2 separate regions of the Mus musculus genome follow, and region 1 is linked to region 2. A link is a contact called in ENCODE Hi-C or POLR2A ChIA-PET data. All regions are on one chromosome and are shown on one strand. Each heading gives the region's core, a stretch centred on a gene start or an enhancer-like site at or near the end of the contact. The rest is flanking DNA. Distances are from core to core; before and after follow the strand shown.

Region 1 (6,056 bases), core at 2,094-4,593, 45 kb before region 2:
CTGAAGGCTGATCTCGCTCCAAAGCCAGCTTTTTGTTTGCTCTGAAGAGAGTCCACATGTCTGGGTGGTGTGTGTGTTTGTGTGTGTGCACATGCATGCATGTGTTGGCCTGGACTGGCTGGTGCATACCTGCATGTTGTACCTGCTCTGTGCTCAAACTGAGGCTCTGCGTGTGCATGTGGTAGTTTAAATGAGGTGTCCCCCACGGAGTCAGACATCTGAATACTGGCTTCCTAGCTGGTGATGCTGTTTGGAGAGGTTTAGGAGTTATGGCCTTGCTGGTGGAAGTGTGTCACTGAGGGCTCACCTTGAGGTTATAGAGCCTCCCTCTCCCTCTGCCTCTGCCTCTTCTCATGTTTGTGCTGCTCGCTGCCATGCCTCCCACCATGGCTGTATGAAGAATCTGTATTTCTCTACAGTAACAAAAGCCAAAGGCTACAACAGCTGTTGCATATAGAAACCATGGAGGGAGATCCTGCTTCACCTGTAGACAGGTTCCCGACCAGAGAGATGAGACAGGAGGGGGGGGGGGATGGGCAGGGAAGAGCTCTGTGCATAGAGGAGAGTGGACAAGGGCCAGGGGTCTCCTCCCAGCATGACTGGTGGGCAGGAGTGCACGGAGCTGGGAATGTTTTACACTGTGCCCATGTGTGGGTGGCTGTGCGTGCATGTGCCTGCGAAGGCAGAGGGGACTAGGGGCGTTGTTCCCTGGAACTGGGCTTATTCTGGTCCTCTGTAAAAGCAACTGAGCACTCCTAATCCTTTCTTTGATATTAAATAAAGTTCTTTGCTTTTATAATTTTTTATCATGTAATTTTTGAATTATTGTCACTTTTATCTTATGCGCCTGCTTGTTTTACCTGCATGGATGCCTGTATACTACATGTGTGGTTGGTGCCCACTGATGTCAGAAGAGGGTGTCGGATACACAGGGACTTAAGTTACAAACGGTTGTGAGCCACCAAGTGGGTGCTGGGAATTGAACCAAGATCCTCTGGAAGAGTGGCCAGTGCTCCTAAGCCACCGAGCCATCTCTCCAATCCCTATAAAAATTTTTTTAAACTAATTTTTAGCATTTCACAATGCGCACTACTCTAGATTCAGGAGTCCAGGCTAGCCCCTGTCTGTTCACAGGCCTCTTGGGTTCTAGGCTTTAAGGACCTGCCACAGTCATCTGGTCATGCACTGTACCTTGCCATCCTGTCCACCCTGTCATCTTCAGACCCAGAGGACAGTTCTCTCTGAGTGTCCCAAGTAGCAGGAAGGTTGACTGATGAGTCGGAGGTGTGCTCAGTTGTTTACCGTGCCACCGCTACCACCAGCAGCCAGCCCTTGCTACTCCCCGTGGGCCTGCAGGAGCGCTTCTCATGGTATCTGTCTCTTTCAGTCTGAAAAGACACAGCAGTGGCTGTGATGGCTTCCAGCTGCCAGTGCTTAAGAAGCCAACGGTGTGGAAATGAAGAGTCATGGCCAGCCCGGGGGGGGGGGGTGCAATTTCAAGTCTGTCTTGTCAGGTGGAATGGGAAGTCATCTTGTGATCTCTGACCACGGTCAGGGAGCAGAGCTGCTGCTCTACCTCTGCAGCCGCTCCATGCCTCGTGCGTGGTGTGCCGCTGGGCACTGTGTCTGTGGACATTGATCACCAAGGGCCCTTCTGGCTTGCAGCCGTCAGCTCTGCCTCCAGTTTCCGGGCGGTGGACTAGGATGGTGCTCCTCACCACAGGCTGTGTGATTCTGTCCATAGGGAAAAAGGCTGCAGGCTGCCACTCAGGCTGGAGGGGCCTTGCTTAGGTCCCAAGTGCTCTAGCCAGGGCATCTTCTGGCACCATCTGGGCCTGCACAGGGCCTTCATCATCTCAGTTCTCAGATCTCAGTATTCTATGTACTGGGTACCAGTGCCCCTTCCCTGCCGGGAATGTGAGAGCAAGTAATTGTCTCCTGAGGGGCGGACACTGGTGCTGCACAGCCACACTTGGGGCTCTGCTCCCTGTACCCAGCCTGCCCAAGTTGAGGATTTCACCAGAGTGCCACCCGTGCTTTTGTCCTTCAGAGCGGGTGGAAACCCATGCAGACTAGATGAGCTTGTCTTCCTCCTGATCCTCGGAGCTCTGTCCTAAAGAGGCCAGCTAGGGAAGGAGCAGCCAAGAGCTTTCTGTGCACAGCACACCCTGGCACACCTTACTGCCCTACTACCATCTGCCATCCTGTCTTTGTTGAGGTTCGGAGGGTCCAGCCATTCTTGGGAGCCCAAGGTCACGTGCTTTCAGTCCTAGCAAGCACCTACCAATATGTTGGATCTGACAAAACCACTGAAGCCCTCTACTGCCAAACCTTCCGCAATCTGCTCTTCAGTGCCCAGCCTTCTCCTGGCACCCTGTGTCCTGGGTTCTCTGTAGCCTGAACAGTTCCTCAAGTCCTCTTCCTCTGTAGTCCACCTCAGGCGGGATGGAGAGATGGGGAGAGAGGCAGCAGGGCTGCAGAGGGAAGCCAGCCTGAGCTCGGGTCCCAGTGTTCTCCCACTGGGTAACGCACGCACTAGTCCTCTGGAGTATGTCTGTCTGCCAGCACTTGCATCTCAGTTCATATGCGCACTAGGACAGCCTGAGTTGGTTTGCCTGGCTCAGCCTGGGAGTTAGTACCACGGAGACCTGAGCCCAGGGTCAGCCTGAGAACTCGAAGCTCTTCCCCAAGTCTGTTTGAAAGACTCTGTAGAAAGGATACATACTCTTCTTGACAGGCACCACCTTGACTCTGGTCACAGCCCTCACTCAACACAGCTCCCTCACTTACCGAACTTGACACCCAGCCTCAACAGCCATTTATCTGCTTTATCTTTTGCAACTTGGACACATCCAGAGTAGCACATGGTCTCTGTGGAAGCCTTAGGTCTTGCGTTCTTATACACAGGAGGTGTCTGCCTCCCTGCCACTGTGTGTCCTTGTCGTCCCTGCCTGCCCCACTAGGACTTCTTCCTGTCACTAAGAGGTGCACACAGTGTTAGACAGCAGCTCTCACACAGCTGATTTCCGCTCTCTTTCATTTTTTTTGGGGGGGGGGGCACATATCTGAGAGTGGCATAGCTAGTTCCAGGGTCACCTGAGGTCACCAGTTTTCCAGGGTGGCTGGACCATCTTACTCTCCGACCACAACCCAGTCCGACTTCTTAAAAAACCTAGAGCACCACAGAAGAGAGCCAGAAGTCCATGGATGCATTACAGGCTGAGAACCTGTGGCCTCTCGACCCTGCAGAAGGGCCGCCAAGGTCAGCTCTGTGTCCCTTGGGAGCTCCCCAAGGCTAGTGTCTGAGAATGCTGTGTTCCTGCAGTGGCTCTTGGCCACCACTCTGTAAATAGCCCTTCAGAATGGTTCCTGGAAGTGGACCCCTCACCCAACACTGCTTAGGTGGGGAGAAGACAGTTCACAAAGCCCATAGCTTTTCTAAAAACCAGGAGAGAGCTTACCAAGCCCTTTCCACATGGGCACAATGCTCTTACAGACAGCTCCTTTCAAGTCACACTTATTGTTACAGATCTTTCCAGCAAGGCTCATACATTGTTTTCAAACAACACAGAAATGACATGAATGTGTGAGATTCTTTTGTGTGATCCACAGGTGGCACGGGTGGCCTTACATGTGTGTAGTACAGTAGGCAAAGTGGCCTTGGCATCCTAGGAGGACTTCCTGGCTCCCCACTACCTTCACAGGTTTACTGTGGTGCCCCACAGACTGCCAGCCCAGGGAGAGGAGGCCTGCGAATATGTCGTACAAGGGATCAGAGGTGGACAGCGGATTGAGGAACGAAGTCCAAAGCTAGTACCCGGAAGATCAGAGCTGCCCTGAGAGATGGTTCCTGTGTCTGACCCGCTGTTTTCCACCCGGCGGGCCCCACCCTGCTCCATCCCTCAGCTGTCTGCTCCTTTTGGCAGGACTCAGCCATTCTAGCGCCTCTGGCCTCCGCTCTGTAAATGTTTCCATTGCAGTCTCCTGTCCTGTAGCCTGGGGCAGCGCCACTGTGAGTCACCCTGTCTGTTTCACACACGTGGCCTGGTGCCCTGCTCCAGCCCCTGTCCAACCCTACACAGAGCTGTAACCTTGAAGGGGAGCTTGAACTGACACCACAGTAGTGTGCAGGGCCAGCAAGGGACCACCAGCCTCTGACCCCCCCACCCCCAGCCCAGGGATCTGGAAAGGCAGCGCACGACTCATGGACTGTCACAATGAGCAGCAGGGATAGCCTGACTGTCCTTGTTTGTCCTTTTGGTCCCAAGGCTGTTTCTGTGTTTTTAGAAACAGAAAAATTACCTTCATTAAGATAAGGATAAAAGCAGTCTCTTGTTTGTTTTTCTCGAAACTTCCAGATATGGTGCATATGCCTTTTGTGTCCTGTAGATGTGTATGCACGTGTGTACATACCAGACACATGAACATGCTGACATGCATGCACATGTGTGTATAACCAGGCACATACCAACACACAAGTGTACATGTGCACATACATAGGTAGATATGCATCTTGATACACAGAAACAAAAACATGCATGTACCAGGTACACCCTGACATGAACATATGTGCACACCAGGCACATGAACAGGCAAACATACATTCACATGTATGTACACATAGATTCACACTAGACACATCTTTACAAACGTGCACACACCAACATAAGCTGTGTATACATGTGCACATGTACACACAGACACTGGCCTCTAGGAGCTCCACATTCTTCCGGTCCCCGTGTGCGATGGGCCAGACTAGCACTCTAGTCCAGTGACCAGTGGCCTAGCTGGGCAGACTGCCTGGCCTCACACAGGCTTCCTGCTTCCTGCAGAGTGGTTGCTCTCTGGGCCCATGGGTAAGAAGCAGAAGTAGAACCTCCTGTGGCGTCAGACCAAGGCCCTGGGCCTCCTAGCATCCCCCTCAGCCTTCGTTCCGGGAGACCTAGCACACTTCCTTCCCTGGCAGCATGTGTGTGTGTGGGGGGGGGGGGAGGGCTCTGTGATTGTTTAATAAGGCCTGAGTGTTCCCAGCGTCCTCCATGAGCACCGGAGCTGAGAGTGGAGGGATGACCCCAGAGAGGGTGAGACCCAGTCCTTGGAGGTTTCCGAATGGCTTAACATGGCTGTGTGTGGCACCTTTCCCACAAGGCTGAGCTTGGGGAGTGCTGAGAAGCAAGCTCGCCCTGAAGTCAGGGCTGGTGGTACTGGCCCTGAGTACTGGAGCTGACCGTCCCTGTCACCAGGTACCATGTGCCACCTGAGGCCCTCAGCTGTCCTGAGATCCAGTAGCCAGGCTAGAGTGAGTGATCCAAGAGATTCCTCCAAAGCAGGATTCACCTGAGATGACAAGCAAGAGGTTGGGCCATCCTGTGCTGGGCCGTCTGGTGGGAAGGGCGGAACTGAAGTCACCAGGAGCGGTGCTCACCATTTTCTGGCTTTCCGTAGACTTGATTCTTTCTGCAGTCTTCATTCACTTACTGTAGTTATGTGAGGATCTGCACAGCCTTCATACTATGGTGTGTGTGTGTGTACGCGCGCTCGAGGGCGGCGGGTGGGGTATGTGTGTGTGTGTGTATGTGTACGCGCGCGTGCGTACTTGCACGCAGGTGGAGGGTGGGGTATGTGGGTGTGTGTGTGTGTGTAGGGGTGTCAGATGATCTTTTTCTGTTCTCACGCTGCAATATCAGGTACCCTAGCAATGGTGGCAACAGTGGGTGGCAAAGTAGTCTGGCCTGGGCCGCGGTGGCAAAGGCTTTTGGCAGGAAATCCTGATGGATTCTCTCTGCAGTCTGCCCTCCGTGGCCCCTCCCTGCTGGCCCTTCCCCCAGCTACAGGTCTTCCTGGCTCTTTTGGCCAGCTGCTTGATGGCACCCTGCCTGAGCTGGGTATGGGCAGGAGCAAGGTTTCTGGTCAGCCAGAGCCAAACAGATGAGCTCCAGAGGAGGGAATAGGAGAGCAGTGGAGCACTTGACCAGAGCAGCTTCCCAGAAGGGCCGAAGGCTTCGCCTTGGCTTCCTGTCTCATCACTCTTTCAGATGGAGCAGATGTCTGTCTCT
Region 2 (6,243 bases), core at 548-3,047:
TGGGATGTGGTTTCTTCAGTGGCTACAGATAGAGACCTCCCTCTACAGTCTCCACAAGGGCCAGCATGATCCCCCTCAGAGATCCAGTGGAAAGGCAGTGTTAGGTTTTGGGGCGGGAGGCATTTCGGGGGAACACTGTGATCGGTCACTGTAGAGCAGTGGTTTTCAGCCTGCCTTCCTGATGCTGCAGTGCTTTGATACATGTTGTGGTGACCCCACCTCCAGAAAATTAATTTGATTAATACTTCCTCACTGTAGTTTTGCTACTATCAAGAACTGTAATGTGACTAGCGGGCGGGGGGTGGCGGGGCGGTCCCATTGGTTGGGGGTTTGTGACCCACAGGTTGAGAACCGCTGCTGGATTAAAAGAGTTGCTGACATGAGCAAGCAGGCAAAGGCTTGGTGGATCCTCCAAGAGTTCAAACCCAGTGCCAGAGACAGCATGGTGGGGTCTCTGAAGAGAGAAGTCAGAGCCCATTTAGCAGAAGTGGGGATCTATTCTTGTAGTTTCTGAAGATGGGGGAAGTTGCATAACAGAGTCTGCCATGTGGCTCATTCCCAGCAGGGGCAGGGGCAGGGACTCAGTTCCCCATGTGAGAGATCCCAGCACCTGGGATTGCATACTGACCTGACCAGGGCCTCATGCACTCAGTCAGCCTGCCTCCCTCTCTCTCTCTCTCCCTCTCCCCCTCCCTCCCCCCCTCTCCCTCCCTCCCCCTCCCTCCCTTTCTCCCTCCCTTTTTCCCTCCCCCTCCCCCTCCCCCTCCCTCTCCCCCCTCCCTCCCTCCCTCCCTCCTTCTCTCCCTCCCCCCCCCCCCCAGAGTTGGGTTCCTGCAGTATCTGTGCTAGCCTCAACAGAGACTGAATTCCACGATTATGATCTTGGTGGCACCTTGTCTCTCTTGTACCAACTCGATCCAGGAACCATGGCTCTCCTTCCTGGAGGACACACAGGCTGCAGAGCCCCCGGAGACTTCAGCCAGTCCTCAGAGCTTGTAGTGTGTGTGATAGGCCTCTCAGCAGGTGTCTGCAGACAGCATCTTTAGACCCTAAGACCAGGATCCTGGCCTGGGGTTGCTGAGGTCATGTCTTATAGACAGTGGGAGGCTAATACCCCCCTCCCCAGATCATCATCTCACTACTCCACTGCCTGTCTTCTCCTTTGATGGACCTTGGCCCTGGTGGCTCTGTGCATCCCCACCCCATGTGGTTGTGGGGTCAGAGGCAGGCCTGCCAGCCCCGGGGGTGGGGGTGGGGTGGTGTAGGGTGGCTGTCTGCTTTTTTTTCCCATTGCTGCAGTTTATACAAACACTCAGCCACACAGCCTCTGGGACTTGGCCAGAGCTAGTCGGAGCTGGTAGCCAGGGCAACCAGACTCCCCTTCTATCCCTGGGCCTAAGTTAACCCCCCAAACTCCTTTCCTTGTCCCCAGAGGGCCCTCAGGCACCCTGCCCAGGATGCCTCCTCAAATTGGGACCTCTCCAGCTGAGGAAATACAGGGTGACTGTGAGGGAGGGAAGCAAGCGTTTGCCTTGGGCCTCAGGAGGAGGCTACCTTGCGGAGGAGAAGGGTGTCCTAATGTAGCCTCTAGAACCCCCGCTGGCCAGCTCCTCTGTGGACTGGGGAGGAACTGCTCTTTTCTGAGCAGACATGGGTGTCAGGTGACCGAATTGTGGGTAAGGCTTCCCTGGGAGGAGGGAGCGCTTCTGTTTGCTGTGTCTTGTTACTCTGCCCTGGGGCTGGAACTAACAGGAACCTGGAATCAGGGGGAGCTCGCCCTTCCTGGAAAGGCTCGGGTGGCGTGCTTGGGTTCCTCACCATGTCCCCACACCCTTTCCGGGTTTCCAGCTACATCGGAATCAACACTGGTTCTGCTTTTTCCAGGAAAGACAAAGTGGGCTGACCGTGCTGGGCCCTGCTGAACGCCTCCCTCCGTGGTGCTGTCCACCACTTTGCTCCTCTGAGAGGGAGGGAGAGGGCAGGTTGTGGGCTTCCTGGGCAAGATGCCTCCAGAAGTGCTGCTTCACAAGGCCAGAGCCCCACCATAGCCGAGGTCCCACTCTACAGGGTCTTCACTGAGAGGTGTCCCTAGCAATGGAGACCATGTCAGCCCCCACCTGGGTCTTCAGGACTGGCTGGAGCCAACAGCCAAGAACTGTTCCAGAAAAGAACAGACAAGATGTCCATGGGGCTGCTGCCCTCTAATGGCTGCTGTGGGTACTGCACAAGGCTCAGGAAACCATGAAGGAATGGGACTGTGGTCCGTCCACTTGAAACCTGTCAGGTAGATCAGCCTCTGAGCTGTGAATAGAAGAGTGGGTGAGCAGTGTTTTGTCTTAGAGCCATACCCACGCCCAGCTTGACAGCCTGTCCTTGTCTTTCAGGTGCAGGAGGCCAGCCCTGAGTTGTCCCCAGAGGAGAGGAGAGTCTTGGAAAGGAAACTGAAGAAGGAACGGAAGAAGGAAGAGAAGAAACGGCTGAGGGAGGCGGGCATCGCTGCTACACAGACTGCCAAGGTTCAGACGCTGCCAGCCAAGCCCTCGGCTGCCACCCTGGCTCTGGAGTACCTCCAAGGGTAAGCACTATTGTGCTGAATCCAGTACATCCTGCCACTGCCCATGGCACTGGGTAGAAGCTGGTCCATTGTAGCAGGGGTAAGAGTGGTCCAGCCCAGGTACTGGGGAGGCCCCTGCCTGCCCAGCTCTGTATCCACAGAACTGCCTGCAAGCACATCCCCTCTTCTCTTTACCCTGTGGAGGTGTCCTGTGGCTACTGTGTGTCCAGACGCACCCCACTCATGACTGAGCACTGAAGACAGGCATTCTAGGTGGCATGATGACCCAGCCCTAAACCACAGGAGACTGCAGACTGTGACAAACCTTCAACTAGGGCTCTTCCTAGGTGTTTTGTTTTTAAGATTTCTTTTGGAGCTGGAGAGATGGCTCAATGGTTAAGAACACTGGTTGTTCTCCCAGAGGATCTGGGTTCAATTCCCAGCATCCACATGGCAGCTCACAATTTGATGCCCTCTTCTGGCCTCAGCAGGCACAGTTAAGAATAACTAAAAATATTTAAAGCAAAAAAAAAAAAAAAAAAAGAAGAAGAAGAAGAAGAATACAAAAATGTTTTTAGGCAGGGTTTCTCTGTGTAGCCCTGGCTGTCCTGGAACTCACTTTGTAGACCAGGCTGGCCTCGAACTCAGAGATCCGCCTGCCTCTGCCTCCCGAGTGCTGGGATTAAAGATGTGTGCCATCAATCATAGCAGGCAACCTTATTTTTAATTCTGTGTGCATGTACATATGAACACGCATATCTCTAGAGAGTGCTCAGGCTCAGCACCCTCCATGCAGGAGGCAGAGGCCACAGTGGAGAGAGCAGCCTGTCTCCCAGTTAGATCAGCTTTTAGGCAGATCAAGGGGACCCAGATGCAACCTTGTGGAAAGGTGCTTTGGCAGGAGCTGTAGAGGCAGAGGGCTGTCCTTCACCCCAAAGCTGGGGCCGTAGCAGAATTCCTTGCCACTGGATGAGCTAGAGAGTGGCCTTCTGTTAGAACCAGTGTTCCTCCCGGCCCTGCTGTCCGGTGCCCGTGGCACATGAGGATCACTTAAAGCAGGTAAAGGTTCAGGAAGGGGCGTGGAGATTCCCACCCACAGGCTCATAAGCCAAAACAAGCCTCAGTCCCAGAGTGCTCTGGAAGACCACAGAGGCCAGTGGGCCTTAGCACAGTACCTTCTGGGAATCAGATCAAGTACGGTGCGGCAACTCCTTCATTGTAGGCTGGGTAATGTCTCTGTCAGGACTGTAGCCCGGGCCCAGGTGGCAGTTGAAGCCTTGCACTTCATCCCAAGCCCTGAGTGTGCTTGGGCTCCGTTCTTCTGGATTCTCTACCATTGTATCCAGAGAGGGGATGGCACAGCCTCACTCTTTACCGGGCGTGGCTGAGAACTTGGGGAGACCTAAGGGTATCTGCCAAATGGCCACTTGCTTCACACCCTGAATCCCACTGGGCTCAGAACTAGCCCTGCCCTGCCATTTCAGGTATTTGGGGTATGGCCTGAGTGCCCTGGTCTATATGTAACCTCTAGCTGACCTTCCCAGCCTGTTGTCCTGCCTCTGCATCCTCCTGCCCTGGAGAAATCACTCTCAGGGTCTTGGGATGTGTGAGGGCAATGGAAGGATGTGTGGTGTGGGGACCTGGAAACAGGACACAGAAAATGTAGCCCTTGACTGTCCTTGGGGTCCTCACACAACAGGAGACCCTCCTTGGACTCGGTTTAAGTAGAGAGTTCAGCTCAACCCTGAGGTGGGCTGAGAACTGTGGCTTCAGTGGGCAGCCTGTGAGCCTTGTGCAGCAGCTGTGAGAGCCAAGTGAGGACCTGAGCTGCGAGGCTGGGTGCCAGTCTCAGTCCTTCCCTCCTGGTGCAGAGACCTGGTGGGTGGGCAGGTGTGTGTGTGTGTGTGTGTGTGTGTGTGTGTGTGTGTGTGTGCGCCGTGCCCACTCATTCAGTGGCCTGCAAGGAAATTCCAACTAATGATGGCATACTCCAGACCTTCACTGGCCTCGGCAGAAACATCAGTGAAGAATTAATGAGCCAAGACTGGGCACAGAAGCTGAGGGGTCAGAGTGTGGATCCCCAGAATTCGTGGAAGAGTGGGGTCCTGCCTGCAATTCCATCTTCAGAAAGCAGAGTTAGGGAGTCCCCAGTCCAAACTGACTAAGGAGACCAGCCATATTGGCAAGGTCTGGGTTTGATTAAGAGACACTGCCTCAGCCAGGGGGTGGGGAGGTGGGGTGACAGGCGCACGCCTTTAGTCCCAGCACTTATGAGGCTAACGCTGGGGGATCGGCCTAGCTACATAGTGAATTTGAGGCCAGCTTGGCTAAATAAGACTTGTCACAAAAAAAGAATGAACGAATTCAAAACGTGTAAAATGCTGCCTTTAATGTTGTAAAATGGAAGAGTTGTAGAGTTGGAAGATGACCCTGGATCCCTAATGTTACCAATGCAGGCACTGCAGATGGACTGAGGACTCTCAGTGGCTGCGCTGAGGGCACATCCCCTGAAGCCAGACTCGGCCAGCACATGCTCTCAGGCAGTGTGGCCGCAGAGCCCCCGGGGTTCTCCTCTCTATCCTGAGGTGTCTGTCTTGGTTCCCAGGTGGGCTCAGAAGCAGGAGAGCTGGCGGTTCCAGAAGACAAGACAGACGTGGCTCCTGCTGCACATGTATGATGAGGACAAGGTCTGTGCACATGGATGGGCCAAGGGGGGCTGGGGGGCCGTGGGACATTCAGGTCACAGGGTCTCGGCATGGCAGGTGGGCACTTGGGTGTCCGGGTCCATGCACAGCACATGGACAACTAAGCAAAGTTCCTAATGGCCCCAAACTCCTCACCCTTCTCTGTCCCACGTCAGTGCTGGGATCACAGGTACGTACCACCCCACCACTGTATGCAGTACTGGGAATGGGAGCCAAGACCTTGTGCTTATTAGGCAAGTTCAAGGCCAGCCTGGACTAGAGATAATGTCTCAAAACCATAATTTTAATTTAGATAGGGAATGTCTGAGGTACAGGAGAATCAAGCCAGCATGCTGGCCTCTTTTCCACCATTGTCCTGACTTTTTCCACCTCTTGTCCTGACAAAGTAGCAACAGGGTGGTCTGGGGTTCCTTGCACACAGCTGTACAGGGAGACCCCATCATGAAGACAACTTAGGTTAGTCCCCCCAGGCAAGCACAGAGAGAAACCCGTCTCTCACTGCCTGCCCGCTGCTCAGGGTCCCTACCTCGGCCCTCGACTCTGTCCTCTTCCCTCCAGGTTCCTGATGAGCACTTTCCTACCCTGCTGGACTACCTGGAGGGGCTGCGGGGCAGTGCCCGGGAGCTCACAGTCCGGAAGGCAGAGGCCCTGATGCAGAAGCTCGATGAGGCTGAGCCTGAGGACAGCGGCGGGTCTCCGGGGAAGGTGCAGCGCCTCCGCCAGGTGCTGCAGCTGCTCTCCTAGTGGGCCCCGAGCACTCACTGGCTACCTCCTCCCAGAGCTGTGGGAGCACACGGGTCCCCAGCAGGTCATCTGGCCGGAGTCCTGAGAAGAACGCTTCATCCCCTCCCTATACGCTGTAACAGTTTCTAGTGCCTTGGGAGTTGAACATGGTCTCCCTGAAACAGCTCTGAAGTGCCACTCCCACACGAGTGGCCCTAAAGTGACTGTAAACAGAGTCTACTTTTTCTACCAAGAATATCT

Evidence for each region. Hi-C counts contacts between places; a loop is a spot of excess contacts on that map. ChIA-PET counts read pairs that join two places held with the same protein, here RNA polymerase II (POLR2A).
Region 1: a loop to region 2 is called in a map of T-helper 17 cell, with 2.1 times the contacts of the local background. The contact joins two enhancer-like sites. A Hi-C loop is called at or near these places in 7 of 37 maps with a recorded cell type or tissue (Patski, T-helper 1 cell, T-helper 17 cell and 3 more). POLR2A ChIA-PET finds 5 or more read pairs at or near these places in 1 of 5 experiments (Patski).

Annotation. Positions count from the first base shown.
Region 1 is chr5:139,407,483-139,413,538 of GRCm38, reverse strand. The region is part of intron 2 of 3110082I17Rik (RIKEN cDNA 3110082I17 gene); the gene reads left to right. All of the region lies in intron 2 of C130050O18Rik (RIKEN cDNA C130050O18 gene), which reads right to left. Among named protein-coding and RNA genes, the nearest start is that of C130050O18Rik, 5.2 kb to the right of the region's middle. Within about 2 kb of position 3,343, at least 1 of the 3 ENCODE cell types and tissues checked has a DNase peak (open chromatin) inside an H3K27ac peak, as active enhancers do.
Region 2 is chr5:139,360,305-139,366,547 of GRCm38, reverse strand. It overlaps 3110082I17Rik (RIKEN cDNA 3110082I17 gene), which reads left to right. Exons shown (of 5, transcript NM_028469.3): 3 at 2,385-2,575; 4 at 5,160-5,241; 5 at 5,818-6,243. The coding sequence ends at 6,003. Among named protein-coding and RNA genes, the nearest start is that of Mir339, 6.3 kb to the left of the region's middle. Within about 2 kb of position 1,797, at least 1 of the 3 ENCODE cell types and tissues checked has a DNase peak (open chromatin) inside an H3K27ac peak, as active enhancers do.